3 separate regions of the Homo sapiens genome follow, and regions 2 and 3 are each linked to region 1. A link is a loop called in an ENCODE intact Hi-C map of the cell type or tissue named here. Cell type or tissue: heart left ventricle. All regions are shown on one strand. Links, peaks and the distances in the headings refer to the core of each region. The heading gives the core; the rest is flanking DNA.

What was found. Hi-C counts contacts between places; a loop is a spot of excess contacts. Peaks named below come from ENCODE experiments on the same cell type or tissue, not always from the same donor. Only the 100,000 strongest peaks of a DNase experiment are listed, where the experiment ranks them.
Region 2: it touches region 1 in a loop (7-fold over the local background); 108 of 110 quality-filtered maps call a loop at or near these places.
Region 3: a loop joins it to region 1, with 6 times the contacts of the local background. A loop is called at or near these places in 12 of 110 quality-filtered maps.

Annotation. Positions count from the first base shown.
Region 1 is chr5:172,477,778-172,480,277 of GRCh38, forward strand. LOC105377727 (a long non-coding RNA gene) reads left to right here and starts at 1,274. Exons shown (of 2, transcript XR_941225.3): 1 at 1,274-1,827. RefSeq lists enhancers at 1,306-1,927, 1,928-2,500. In heart left ventricle, for the core only: a CTCF peak has its summit at 1,392 (motif pointing right); a DNase peak (open chromatin) is centred at 1,384; H3K4me3 peaks cover 993 bases; H3K27ac peaks cover 1,054 bases.
Region 2 is chr5:172,696,528-172,701,874 of GRCh38, forward strand. It overlaps LOC107986479 (a long non-coding RNA gene), which reads right to left and starts at 3,897. Exons shown (of 3, transcript XR_001742997.1): 1 at 3,589-3,897; 2 at 1,049-1,193. RefSeq lists enhancers at 1,120-1,279, 1,350-1,409. In heart left ventricle, for the core only: a CTCF peak has its summit at 1,167 (motif pointing left); DNase peaks (open chromatin) are centred at 154 and 1,094; H3K4me3 peaks cover 1,161 bases; H3K27ac peaks cover 1,136 bases.
Region 3 is chr5:172,583,393-172,588,739 of GRCh38, forward strand. No RefSeq gene overlaps it. Among named protein-coding and RNA genes, the nearest start is that of LINC01944, 27 kb to the left of the region's middle. RefSeq lists an enhancer at 1,264-1,764. In heart left ventricle, for the core only: no CTCF peak of the experiment used is centred there; DNase peaks (open chromatin) are centred at 639, 1,009 and 1,434; H3K27ac peaks cover 2,500 bases.

The sequences.
Region 1 (2,500 bases), core at 1-2,500:
TGTGCACAGCACCCAAACTCTCCCTGCTGCCTTCTGCTCCCTCTCTGTCCTACACAGGTGTTTCCACCAATACATCTCTTTCTCTTGCACATTGAATCCTATCTTGGCATCCACTTCCTGGAGGACCTGAACTGGCACACCACATGATCACACTTAGCATTGCCAGTAATTTCTGTCTGCCGGATCTGCCCCTTACATACACAGGCTCTGGCTTCTGTGTTGTGCTATGGAATAACTGAGTGACCTTGGCCAGAGCAGTAAACCCCTTGGAGCCTCAGTTTTCTTTTCTGTAAAATGGGGCTTCGTGGGGGTGATTGTGAGGATTAAATGAGATAGCATATGAAATGAGCCTGGCACACAGTAGGTGCTCATTAAACCTGCTATGATGTCACCTTGGGGCTATTGTCATTCCTCTAGGATCTTTTATCAGGAGTGGGTTACTTATCTTCCCTGTGTCTCATTTCTAAATCAGGATATGTATTGTACTTACTTTGCAGGGTTATTGTGAGGATTAATGAAAACCAGTGGTTTGGGTAATGCCCTCAGACACTGCATGCGTGGCACACAGTAAGCACTCAGTAAGTGTGGGCTGCTCTTATCATGAGGGCCATGCTATCTGCTGTCTTATCAGCTCAGGCTGCCGTAACAAAATACCATAGACTGCATGACTGGAACAACAGACATTTATTTCTCAAAGTTCTGGAGGCTAGAAATTCAAGTTGGAGGTGCTGGCCAATTCAGATCCTGGTGAGGACTCTCTTCCTGACGTGCAGACAGCCACCTTCTTACTGTGTCCTCACAAGATGGAGAATGAGAGGGAGCTCTCTGGTATCTTTTCTTATAAGGGTGTTAATTCCATCACAAGGGTGTTAATTCCTTGCCCTCATGATGTCGTCTAACCCTCATTACCTTCCAAAGGCCCATCTCCAAGTACCATCACATTGGGTGTTAGGGATTCAACATGAATTTTGGGGGGTCACCATTCAGTCCATAGAAGTGGGACACAGATGATGCTCAATAAATGTTATTTTCATTCTTTTCGTCTCTCCTTCTCCCTCTGGCAAATAAAGCCTGGACCCGGAGTTTGATTGTGGTTGTGCTATGGAATAACTGAGTGACCTTGGCCAGAGCAGTAAACCCCTTGGAGCCTCAGTTTTCTTTTCTGTAAAATGGGGCTTCGTGGGGGTGATTGTGAGGATTAAATGAGATAGCATATGAAATGAGCCTGGCACACAGTAGGTGCTCATTAAACCTGCTATGATGTCACCTTGGGGCTATTGTCATTCCTCTAGGATCTTTTATCAGGAGTCCTACATTCTTGACTCCTGCCAGATGGGGGCACTCACTGCCTTCTTATTCCTCGTGTGCTCAGTGGACGTCCCTGAGAAGCGGGCTGACTCGCCACCAGAGGGCTTTGTCACCGCCCTTCAAACGATCCTCAGGCACACAGACAGACAGACAGACAGAGGGAGTCCTGGATGAATGGCAAACCCTTCAGATTCTAATTTGTTTCTCAATCAGTTGCTTCCTCGTGTGAAATGAGGGGACAGACAGCTGATCTTTCTGAGCTGCCCATGGCTGGGACCACTGCCTCCATTCCCAACACCCTGCTGGGGACCCCGCCTTCCAAAGAACATGCCCCAGGCACACAGGTGAGCTCCCGCCATGCACTCCCCGTGAAAGGGAAGCCGTCTGGAGGCAGTGTGGCACCTGAAGACGCTGGAGCTGCTGCTGTCAGGGACACACGCCCTGCCCATTCATCTGCCTTCTGCGCCGGGAGCCCCCGCAGATGCGGAAGATGCAGGGAATGATTCAGCCCCAGCCTTAGTAAGTCAATTTCCACTCATTCACAACTTACGATGGTTTCACACAGGGTGCTGGATTGATGCTTCGTGTTACTCAGCAAGGCTTGCTTCTGCGAGAGGGAGGAGCAGTGGTGGTGGGGGGAACCCTTCCTCGGTGAGGCCTACTTGTCCAGCACAGTGCTCAGGGCCCTGCAAGAGTCCCAGCGGGAGAGTGACTTGCTCAAGGTCACACAGCTCAAGGGGCAAACTGGATTTGAACCCAGACTGTGGGGCTCCAGGGAACCATGGTGGGGTGCACCCCTCCCACCACCACCAGTCTTAGATTGGCAGCCTTTTGTGGAGCGTCCATGCTGTGCCCAGGCCTGTGCGGGAAGCCTCTGGAAGACGCAGGGAGAGTGGCCGGCCTTGTGGCAAGATAGGACACATGTATTGCTATTACTGTTTATTACCACCCTCTCTAACTCTGATCCTTAGAGAAAAAGAGGCACTGAAGAAAATGAGTAAAGAGGAGCAGAGTTTCTTTTTTCCTCCCAAGTGAATCATTGAAAGAAGTAAGTTTCCCTTCAATTTACATTTCAGTTTGGGCCTTTAAAAGCAGTTCTTTTTTTAGTTGTTTGACTAAATATATCTCTCAGTGAACATGTGCACCGATTTTTGGTTGTCTTGTAATTTTTTTCCTGATGACTGGTGTTATG
Region 2 (5,347 bases), core at 1-2,500, 220 kb after region 1:
AAGAATGAACCGGAGTGGTGATCTGCTGGTGGGGTCGTGCCAGGCCTCGGGGCTGGCCCAGGCCCCCGCCCCTTGCTTGTCTTGGTTCCCAGTCAAGAGCGCTGGCCCCAGGCCTGGGAGGCTGACCGACCTCAGACTCCAAGGGGAAAGCCACACTTTTGCTCAACTCCCAGGAGCAGCCCCGCATTCCAGGAGGGGCGTGGGAAGCACCAAGCCTTCCCCAACTGAGCTGAGCGGGGAGCTGCCTGCAGCCACGCTGGCCCCCCCAGCCTCAACGCTGGCCCAAGCCCACTTTGGGTTCCCCAGGGACAACCACCCCACCTCAGAGGGATGGAGATGGGGCTCTGAGAGATTGCCACGGCCACCCCAGGAAAGAAACACCAGGATGTTCCCAGGAACCCTCTCTGGCTTCCCCATCTGCCCGCAGTTTCCCACGCTGACTCCGTCTCCTTTTTCTGGTGCCACCCCACCCCTGATCAGCACAAAAAGAGTTCCCTACATGACTCTGAGCAATGGCAGACTCCCTTCTGCCTCTGTCCCTCTGACAGGTGGTCCCAGGGCTGTCTAGAACCTACTCCAGGGCCATCCCTCCCGGCTGACCTTGCTATCTTTCCACCCTGGAGTTATTTCATCTGGAGGTGTTATGAATACAGACCCGGCTTGGGGGAGCCTCCCGCAAGGTACTACCCGAGCTGGACCTTAGATGCTGGACAGCCCTTGGCAGGCAGAAGCTCCTCCTGAGCACTCCCTGCAGAAAGGAGCTGCCCAAACGCAGAAGCTGATGGGCCCCGTGCTGGAGGAGCCCTCCAGGGTGGGGGCAAAGGTCCCAAGAGACATTTGCCTTCTGCAACAAACCAGCCTTTCTCCAAGAGGTTCACACGACCCTGCTGGCTGGCGCTCCTGAGCAGGCTTCCTCCCACAGGGCAAGCTCCCCTTGGCCTCCCAGGAAAGGATGGACGGACAGGCAAAGGGCAATGAAACGGCCTGGGCTGGGAGTGATCCTGGGTAAGGGCCCCGTCCCCTCGGGCTTCCCTTTCCGCGCCCTCACCATAAGGGAGTGAAACTGAAAGTCCTGAAGTTCAGGGAGGTGGCTCGCCAGGCTCCTCGGCAGAAGGCGCGGGGATTGGACGGTTTCTTTCTAGAAGATGGAGCACTGTCGCTCTCTAGTGGCCACGGTGAGAAGTGGCAAAGACCTGAGCAGAAAGACATTGGTCAAGGTCCAGGTGCTGGACAGATTTACACCCCCTACCATCCCCCCGAGCGCATCCTGCAGAAGCCGCAACGACCGGGAAGCCAGACTCCTGCAAATGGCCTTGTGGATCTGGGTAACCTTGAGGAGGCACGTCAGGGTGACATTGAGTCTGGGTCTGGGGTCAAGTCTGCGTTTGGGGGTGGACTGGAGCTGAGGGTGTGGTGGGCTGGGGCTGGGGCTGGGAAAGGATCTCCCCGCCCCTGCAATGCTGGGAGGATGGCACATGGACACGACGTTTCTTTACTCCGGTCCTACTGACCTGACCCGCTCCGTTTAACCCGCACGTCTGACCCTGTGCCGGGCACATTAGAATAAAACAAGTAGGGGAGGAAAATGCAATATTTTTAAACCCTCAAAGATAGACAGAAATGACAATGCAGCTAAAACTGCACCTTTGGCCATCAAAAAAAAAAAAGTGCCTCCCCAGTGCTTGAGATATTTATGCCCCAGCTGGTTCAAAAGAAGTTTGCTCTGGGGCAGGGCACGGTGGCTCACGTCTGCACTTCTGGAGGCCGAGGTAGGTGGATAACTTGAGGTCAGGAGTTCGAGACCAGCCTGGCCAAAATGATGAAACCCCGTCTCTACCAAAAATACAAAAATTAGCCGGGCGTGGTGACGGGCGCCTGTAATCCCAGCTACTCAGGAGGCTGAGGCAGGAGAATCGCTTGAATCCAGGAGGCAGAGGTTTCAGGGAGCCGAGATTGCACCATTGCACTCCAGCCTGGGCAACACAGCCAGATTCTGTCTCAAAAAAAAAAAAAGAGAGAAGTTTGCTCTGGGTTTGTGACAAGCTCTGTAGATTGGAAACCTCTGTAGGTTCCGCCTTTCAAGCAGGAGTAGCAGAAACCCAGCACAACTGGCCTGTATCAGTCTCAGTGCAAAGTATTTACTGGCTGTGGGGTGCTGAAAGCTGTTGGACTAAATGGGTTGCGAATGATGATAGCACCATCCTCCTCTCTCACTGCCTCTGCACACGGTAGCCCTGGCGTGCCCAGAGTCATATTCTCCCAGCTTGAGGTCCAGCCTTACAGCAAGATCTGGGACTGTATCTCCCTGGACCAACTTCAGTACGAGAAGAATATTAACGATACGTTGTTAAGTAAAAAAATTTAAAAGCTACAAAATCATATATACCATATGATAACATTAAAATATACATGAACAATTAGTCATGGGAATAAAAGGCTGAAGGAATGTACCAAAATGTTAACAAAAGTCATCTGGATGGAAGTACAATGAGGGTGAAATAAAAGTGGTTTAATTTTCTTCTTTTGCTTCTCTACATGTAAGAAAAATTTTAAATTCTATAAGAAACATTTATTGTTATAATAAGAAAAAAGTTATTATTGTTTAATGCAACAAAGGCCTGGATAAGGACATAAAAAAAGAACTGACAAGAGGAGACAGTCCTCTAAAGACAATGGTCAGGCCAGCCGTGGGGCTCACGCCTGTAATCCCAGCACTTTGGGATGCCAAGGTGGGCAGATCACCTGAGGTCAGGAGTTCGAGACCAGCCTGCTCAACATGGCGAAAGCCCGTCTCTATTAAAAATACAAAAATTAGCCAGGTGTGGTGGCGGGCACATGTAATCCCAGCTACTGAGGAAGCTGAGGCAGGAGAATCACCTGAACCAGGGAGGTGGAGGTTGCAGTGAACTGAGATCATGCCATTGCACTACAGCCTGGGCAACAAGAGCAAAACCCCATCTCACAAAATAAAAAATAAAAGACAGTGGACAAAGTAGAGCCCAGTGAATTAGCAAATCAATCTAACACGACAAATCTCTGCTCTCACCATCCTCATTGCCAGGGGCCAGGGCCAGAAATGGAAGCAGATGTTACAACAGAATGGCCAGTGTTCTGGCGAGGGTAAAACCAGGACATCGTGGGAGCCCTGACTAACCTGAGAGGGTCAGGGGAGGTGTCCAGGAAGAGGAAACTTGGAGGAGCATTTTGAAGGGGGCGCGTGATAGCCTCCAGGTGGAGAAGAGGAAGGAAGATTGCCAGGCAGATGGAAGAGCACAGCGAAGGCCCAGGGGCAGCTTATTCCAGCTTGGGTGGCCCATCAGGCCAATAACCACAGTAACAACAAAAGGTATAGAAGAAGCTGGTTTGGAGAGGATGCTGAACTCCACCTTGAGGATTGCTTTTGAATATTTCTTTTTAAATAATTCTTTTGGCTTTCCTTTCCTCCCTCACATAAAATAGAAAACACGCTCTCAGCTGCTAAGCCTCTCCCCAGGGGTGTGGTTTGCCTAATAAATTGCAAAATTGACCTACTAATGCTAAGAAGTTAAGTCAAATTAAATCACAAGAGAATTTCCAAGGACCGCTTACCATTCCCTACTTGTCTGCCAGGGAAGAAGGCGCCATGCCCTGGGTGTGGATAAGATAGGAGCTCTGTAAGCTCTGTGACCCCAGCACAGCCATTGGCACTTGCTACCCTCGGATCTCCAGGAACCGGTGGAGAATAACCCCAAACCGCCAAGAGTTTGCCTCTCTCGGCATGCTCTGGCTCCAGTGAAGTTATGAGACTCCCACCCCTTAAAGAGCTTAAAGACCTTAAAGAGCCCACCCCTGCTGTAGAGAGAAGCGACAGCTGCCAGGCTCCGCCCACCCCTCCTTCATGGGTAAATGAGAAGGGCCCACCCCTCCTTCCTGGATAAATGAGGGTGTAAAGGGCCCAGCCCTTCTCTACGGAATGCCGGGGCTGCTTTGGGATGTGTGGCTCGGTGTTCACAGTCACCTTGGGAGTCAGAACCAGGTTCAGCCTCCGTGGCAGGACACCCAAGCTCTGTCACGTCTGTTCCTACGGCTCCTCCTGCCTCCCGCCTTACTCCTCCACAGCTCCCACAGCCGCCCTGCCCCTTTGTAGTGCCCCAGCCAGCTCGAGCCGCCTCTACAGAAGGATTGCTCATGGTTCTAAGTGTTAACTGAGTCTCCTTGACCCCTCGCATTTCCCGCCCCCCGCTCCCCGCCCCACCACCCCACCCCGCTTACCTAGAATCTTTCCCTCCCTCCCTACTCAATGGAAAGAGGCCTCAGGGCAGAAAGCAAACAGGAAGGACTCCGGATTTACTGCATAACTGATGCTCTCGGAGCAGCCTGGGCTGCCAGGGGAGCAGGCAGAATAGTGTTCTGCTCCTACTCCCCATCAACGCCTTGGCACTATACCTCTGGAACTTGGCCATGACCTTGAGTGAAAGGGAAGGCACCCCAGTGAAATGCAGTCTCAAAATAGAAATGAAGTTGTTGGGAAGACAAGCTCATTAAATGCATGCCTGAGTTTATGGGTTGAGACTCACACCTGTTGCACACAGGTGTCTGCCTCAGTCTGGAAGGTTCCCACCCACACCCCAAGAACACACACACACACACACACACTCACACTCACACAGCCTGGATCATGCCTCCTTACCTGCTCACCATCCAAACCTTGGTTTCCATATGACCTCCTCCAGAAAGCCTCCCCCGACAGACCTCACCCCTGCCCCCACATCACCGGGCTGGATTAATCTGTAAGCATTTTCTTCTCTGTCTCCTTCAGTACCTATCAGCTCCTCAAGAACAGGGACAAGATCTAGTTCACTGTGGCATCCCTATTGCTCAGAACAGTGCCTGGCACGTAGTGGGCACCCCACAAATATTTCTTCACTTAAACAAATGACCACATGGCAGATGAGGAAGACAGGACTTGGGGAAGGTATCCTAAGAGGAAGTTTTCTGACGGCTACAGACATCGGCGTCAGGCCATGCCTGGGACGTTCCTTCCACCTGGGTGCATGCTGAGCCTTTCTTGCCTCTGTCCTGCTGGCTTAGTTTGTTCCACTTCTCCCCTCTCCACTTTTTGGGAGGGTTCTGGGGAGGGTGGGCAGAAGGGGAGAAGTGCAAGAGGCAGGCCCGCTGGGGCTGGAGGGAGGATTTTGCGGCATTTGGAAGACACAGTAGGTGGGAGACGAAGCTAGGGCGTCAGTCCCCTTGATGGTGACTGGGAATTACAGTAGAGAAACGGCGCTGTACGGACACTGCTGGTTTTGTGTTCACAGGACTTTTCTCGCACTGGCACATGGATCACAGCTTTACAAATGCCACATCC
Region 3 (5,347 bases), core at 1-2,500, 110 kb after region 1:
GTAAGGATGACAATACAACTTGCCTTGTAAGGTTATTTTGAGAATTACATGAGAAAACTCACATAAAGACCTTGGACCAGTGGCTGGCACATCACTGGGGCTCCACAAGTTTGCTGTCGGGTCGTGATGGTCATTCTTGCTCCCACAGAGGAAGAGACTAGATTAGTTGGCTGGGCCTGGGGGATCTGTAAGGTTTGGGAAGGAAGACTGCCATTTGAGGACAGCCATTTGGGGACCCTCATGAGCAAACAGAGGGAGCTGATCTCCAAAGCAAATCAGAAAAAATGGTGATGACGGAAGAGAGGTGGGCCAAGGAGGGACAGAGTGAGCATCCCCTTTGCGTCTGACAGTTTGCTTCTTGCTTTGTGTCTGATGGTTCTTCCTCTTGAGGCTTGGTGGTTCCCCTTGGGTTCCATGACCTTTCCCAGTCTCCCACTAATTTCAGTTATTTTGACTGGGTTTTCTGTTCCTTAGAGGCAAGTAGCCCCTGACCAAGTCAAGGTGTCCCGAAAACCCTGCTCAAGAGTGTGACCTAATCAGGAAAAAGAAATTTGTTTACAGCGAGCCCAAGCTGGAGAACAAACAGGCTTCCTCTGCCAGGGCTTCCCCTCACTACGTGGGGCTCGGCATCGCACCTCCCACCTCCTGGAGGAGGAAAAGGAAGGAGGCATTTGGAAAGTAGGAGAAAGGCCAACAAGTGGGACCCAGAAGCTCTCCCCACCCAACACTGCCAGGACAGAGGGAAGACGTCCAAAGCTCATTAGCAAGTCCCAAGAGCCATTTCCTGTGATTCTTCAAGGCTGACTAGGTCACTCAGAGGAGCAGAAGACATCTGCTGTTTCTTCCCCTGCTGCAGATAGAGTCCCTGTCCAGCTAAGAAGGATAGGCCTGGAAACATTCCAGAAAAGCCCTCCCTCTGTTCCCTCTTCCTGGAAGGAGAGCCAGGGACACCGTGCTCTCCACAGTCCCCCTGAATGACATTTCCACTCTGCTGGGAGGCCTGGGCAGTGCTGAGATTAGAGAAGGTGGGAGGGCAGGCAGGCCCCCGGGGCAGAGGTTGAGCATGTGGGATTGCTGGGGGAGAAGGCAGCAAGAGGGGCTGGAGGTGGGGAGTTGACAGGCAAGCCCCAAAATGGCTTGAAATAGATGGTGGCCGTGAATGCTGTGTCGAGGAATGGGGGAGCCGCCAAAGGTCTTTAGGAGGGCATGGCAGGGTCTAACCTGAGTTTTAGGTAGATTGCTTTGGAAGCAGCACAAAGATCTGATCAATGACAAGGTGTGGCTTGGTCACAAAGAATAAGAAGCTGGGTATGCGGCCGAGGGCATGGCATCATCACACAGGGACCCTGACAAAGTTGATGGGGATAGAGCTGTTGACCTAGAGTCCTTCAGGTCCTTCCCTGCTTCCCCCATGGCAGCCTCAGAGCTGAGGGCTGGGCCTGTGCGTGAAGCCCAGCTGTGCTTCCAGTCTCGCTAGGGAGCTCCTTCATGACAGGCAGCTTTGGGCTAGAGTGAGATCCGTGGGGAGACAGGACAGAGACAAGACGATGTCACATACTGCAGGCATATTTATTCACTCAACAAACACTCACTACACATCTGCGCCGAGTCCTGAGCAGACACTTCCAGCCCTCCAGGGAGCACTCTTGATCGGGGCACTCTCCTCTTCCTCCTCCTCTTTTTCTTTTTTAAACCCTTGGCCCTTTCTAGTACATAAGTAAGGCTTGCTCTTTATATTAATTTCCTGTGGCTGCCACAACAAATTATAAAAGCTGGGTGGCCTAGAGCAGGAATTAATTCTCTCGCCATTCTAGAGAACCGGGAAGTGTGAAATCAAGGAGTCGGCAGGGCTGTGCTCCTTCTGAAAGCCCCAGGAGAGAATCCTTCCTCCCCGCCCTCTTAGCTGTTAGTGTTGCTGACAAACCTTGGCATCCTTGGCTTGGTGACACATTGCTCCAATCTCTGCCTCCATGGTCACACAGCGTTCTCCCTGTGTGTCCCTGTGTCTCTCCTCTTCTTACAAGGAGACCAGTCATATTGGATTATGGCCCACCCTAATCAAGTATGATTTCCATCTTAATGTGATTACATGGGAAAAGATGACAATTTCCAAGTGGGATCACACTCACACGTATCAGAGGTTAGGACTTCCACCTGGCTTTTGAGCACACAATTCTACCCACAACAACTTGGGTAGGAAATCATAGGGAATTTGTAGGCAAAAACAGAGATAAACAAAAGAAAAAAGAGATAAAAATAAAATTGTTAAAAAGTTGCATTACCCAGAGATAACAACTCTAACCTTTTGGGATGTCTCCTAAATATTATTCCCTCTCTACAAAAATATGTCATTATTTATGCAAAAATTCAGTCATCCTGTGCACACCATTGGGACCTGCTTATTTCACCCGATGAAATACAGTGTATGTTCTCATTGTTTTTCAAGCCTGGATTAGATCTTCCCTATTAAAATTGAGATGCACTACCTATGTGTCCTTCTTGATGCAGAAAATACGACTGATATCGTCTTAGCCTTGCTCACTTCCTTTCTTGTTAATGTCAATCTCATCACTTCCCTATAGGTCAATATTTTGGTCCTGCTTTACAGGTGAAGATATAGATTCAGAGATGTTAAGTACCTTGTCCCAGGTCACGAAGCCAATAAACATCACACTGGAGATCTGCACCCAGGGCCGTCAAAGGATAGAGTTGCTTCTTTGTGTTATTACTTGAAACCACCTCCTTCGATGGAGCTGCTTCTTGGGTATTATTCTATCAGGGATGCTATTAAGATTCACCTTGCAGGTCTTGATGGATGTGAATGAAGGAGAATTTGCAGGTGAAAAGGCAGGTGGAGGAGGTGTCATGCAAGGGCACAAAAGTAGGAACCGGCTCGCCCTGAGAAGGAAAACGTGAGCTGTTTGCTATAGCAAACAGTGAGGCAGGGCGAGGTGGGAGGTGTCAGCTGGGTCCTGCGAGGAATCTGGGCGTTATCCAGACAGCGATTGGAGCCCCTGGCACTGTCAGCACGGAGAAAGCTTGCGTTTTGGAGAGCTCATTCCGGCTGCAGGGTGGAGGATGGCTGGGAGAGGTTGACCAGGGCAGAGAGATTGGGGAGCCAGGGGGCGAGTAAGGGTGGGGGCTGGGGATGGGGTGGGGTGCGGCTTGACCAGTTGTATGAGGAAGAGCGAGGCTGGGGAAGGCGGAGTAAGATCTGAGGTCCAGCAGCTGCTCTCTGGTCTCCAGAGGAAGCTGAGGTGTGGGCCTTGCCCTGGGTGGCTCCACTTCAGCCCTGCTGGCCAGATCGACCGCCCTCGTTCTCTTTCTTAGCAGGAGACCTCCTAGTTGGCATCAAGCTAAGCCTCAGGCCTCACTGGTTGGAAGCCCTGGCTCCACACCACAGAAGGCACAGAGAGAAGTGGTGTGGCAGATGTACTGGGAACATGGGATTAAACACTTAGGGAGTGACGGAAAGCTGCCCTCTGGAGGGTGCGGGATGGGGCCCAGGCCCTGCCTCCTGCGCAGGAAGGCTGGGTGGTGGGGGCTGGAGGAAACAAGTCCCCTCTGGGGAGTGGAAGCAGGCTCACCCGTCTGTTTCTGGGGAGTGGAAGCAGGCTCACCCCTCTGTTTCTGGGGAGTGGAAGCAGGCTCACCCCTCTCTTTGCCCCCCCGGCAACACACACACAGTGGACCTAGCCCACACTTCCATCATCCGTCCTCGGGCAAAAAGATGTGCTTGTTTCCTCCAGCCCTCGCCACCCAGCCTTCCTGAGCAGGAGGCGGGGCCTGGACCCCATCTCCCACCCTCTGGAGGCAGCTTGATGCACACATCAGTGGTGCAGTCCACTCTCAGGAGGTGGAACTCGGTCCTCTGTGCGGGCCCTGGAAGTTTGGGCAGAGAATTCTGGGCTCCTGAGTGTCTGGAGGAAAGTCAGAAGTGGGGAGAAGGAGGGTTCTGGGCTCTGGGTCTCTGGCTTGGACAGCTGAATAGACTTAGGTGCTGCTCCCCGGTTTTGGAATCCCAGAAAAGGGAAGAGGCAGCTGGGATAGGGGTGATGATGAATTTAGAGCGAGCAGGTTGCCCTGAGGGGCTTGTGGTCGAGGAGGCTGAGTGGGGGAGCTCACCAGTCCAGGCTTAGCTACAGACCGAGGAGGGCCTCAGCTGCTGACCCCCAACACCCCAGAGAGATGAAGGATTCCTTCCAAACTCCTGGGCCAGTTGTTCCTCCCTCCCAGGTGCCAACTATAGTTACGGAGCTCGAATCATGGGGGATGGTCAGCCCTGTCTCCTCTGGTCCCTCCCTTCCCTGGCCTGCTCTATGGAAGGTCTCTGGGGTTCTGAGCCTTCCAAGAAGAGGAAAAGACAAGATGTCTCAACTCTAAGGTCAGAGCACTTTTCTAAGGAGTATCTGGATGTGGAAGAGTAGGCAAAGACATGAAAATATTAAACCTGGATAGGCCAAAGCATAAAGAGCTCTGGAATAGATGGGAAGGAAGCTGCCACTGATGGACTGACTGACTGATTGACTGATTGATTGATCGATTGTAGTAAAATGCATATAACATAAAAATTGCCCTCTCAACTGTGTTAAAGTGTACAGTTCAGTGGCATTAAAGACATGCACAATGTCATACAATGCCTACTATCCAGTTCCAGAACTTTTCATCACCCCAAGTGGAAACCCCATGAGCTACCATTGATTCGGGAGAAACTATGCACTGTGCTGCATTCTTCACTCCCATTAGCTCAGCTAACCCTCCTCATAGCTTTGAGAGGAGTCTGTTTCGCAGATGAGGAGAATGAAGCTCAGGAAAGAACAATAAGTTGCTCAAAGCCATACAGGTGGTACATGCCCAAGACAGGATTTGTGTCCAGGTTTGTCCAACTCCAGAGCCCATTATGTCTGATGGGGGCAGTTGGAGGATGCTGAGACTGGGGTAAAACCCACACAGCTGCTGCTGCTGTCCACTGGGGTACAGCTGGGTTGATCTCTACCCACACCCCAGAAGATGGTAGAGGACCTAGCAAGGCATTCTGCTATGCAGAGGAACTGTCTAGATGAACCAGGGACTCAGGCTGGAGATGGGGCTTAGCTGGGGGAGCAAGGGAGTGGGGCACAGTGCCAGGGCTTGTGACCTATTGAGGGCAATCCCAGTTAGGGGCTGGCAGTAGGGACCAGGGTCCTATCCCTAGGGAAGAGCGCTGATCCCAGCCGTGCAGTGGACAGCCGGCGTCAGAGAGGTCCTCCATGCCAGGCAAGGGGCTGCCAGGAGCACCAGCTGGAGGTGGGGCCTGACTCCAGATCCCAAACCCTTCCCAGCAGGGGTCTGAGTCCAAGCAGGAAGT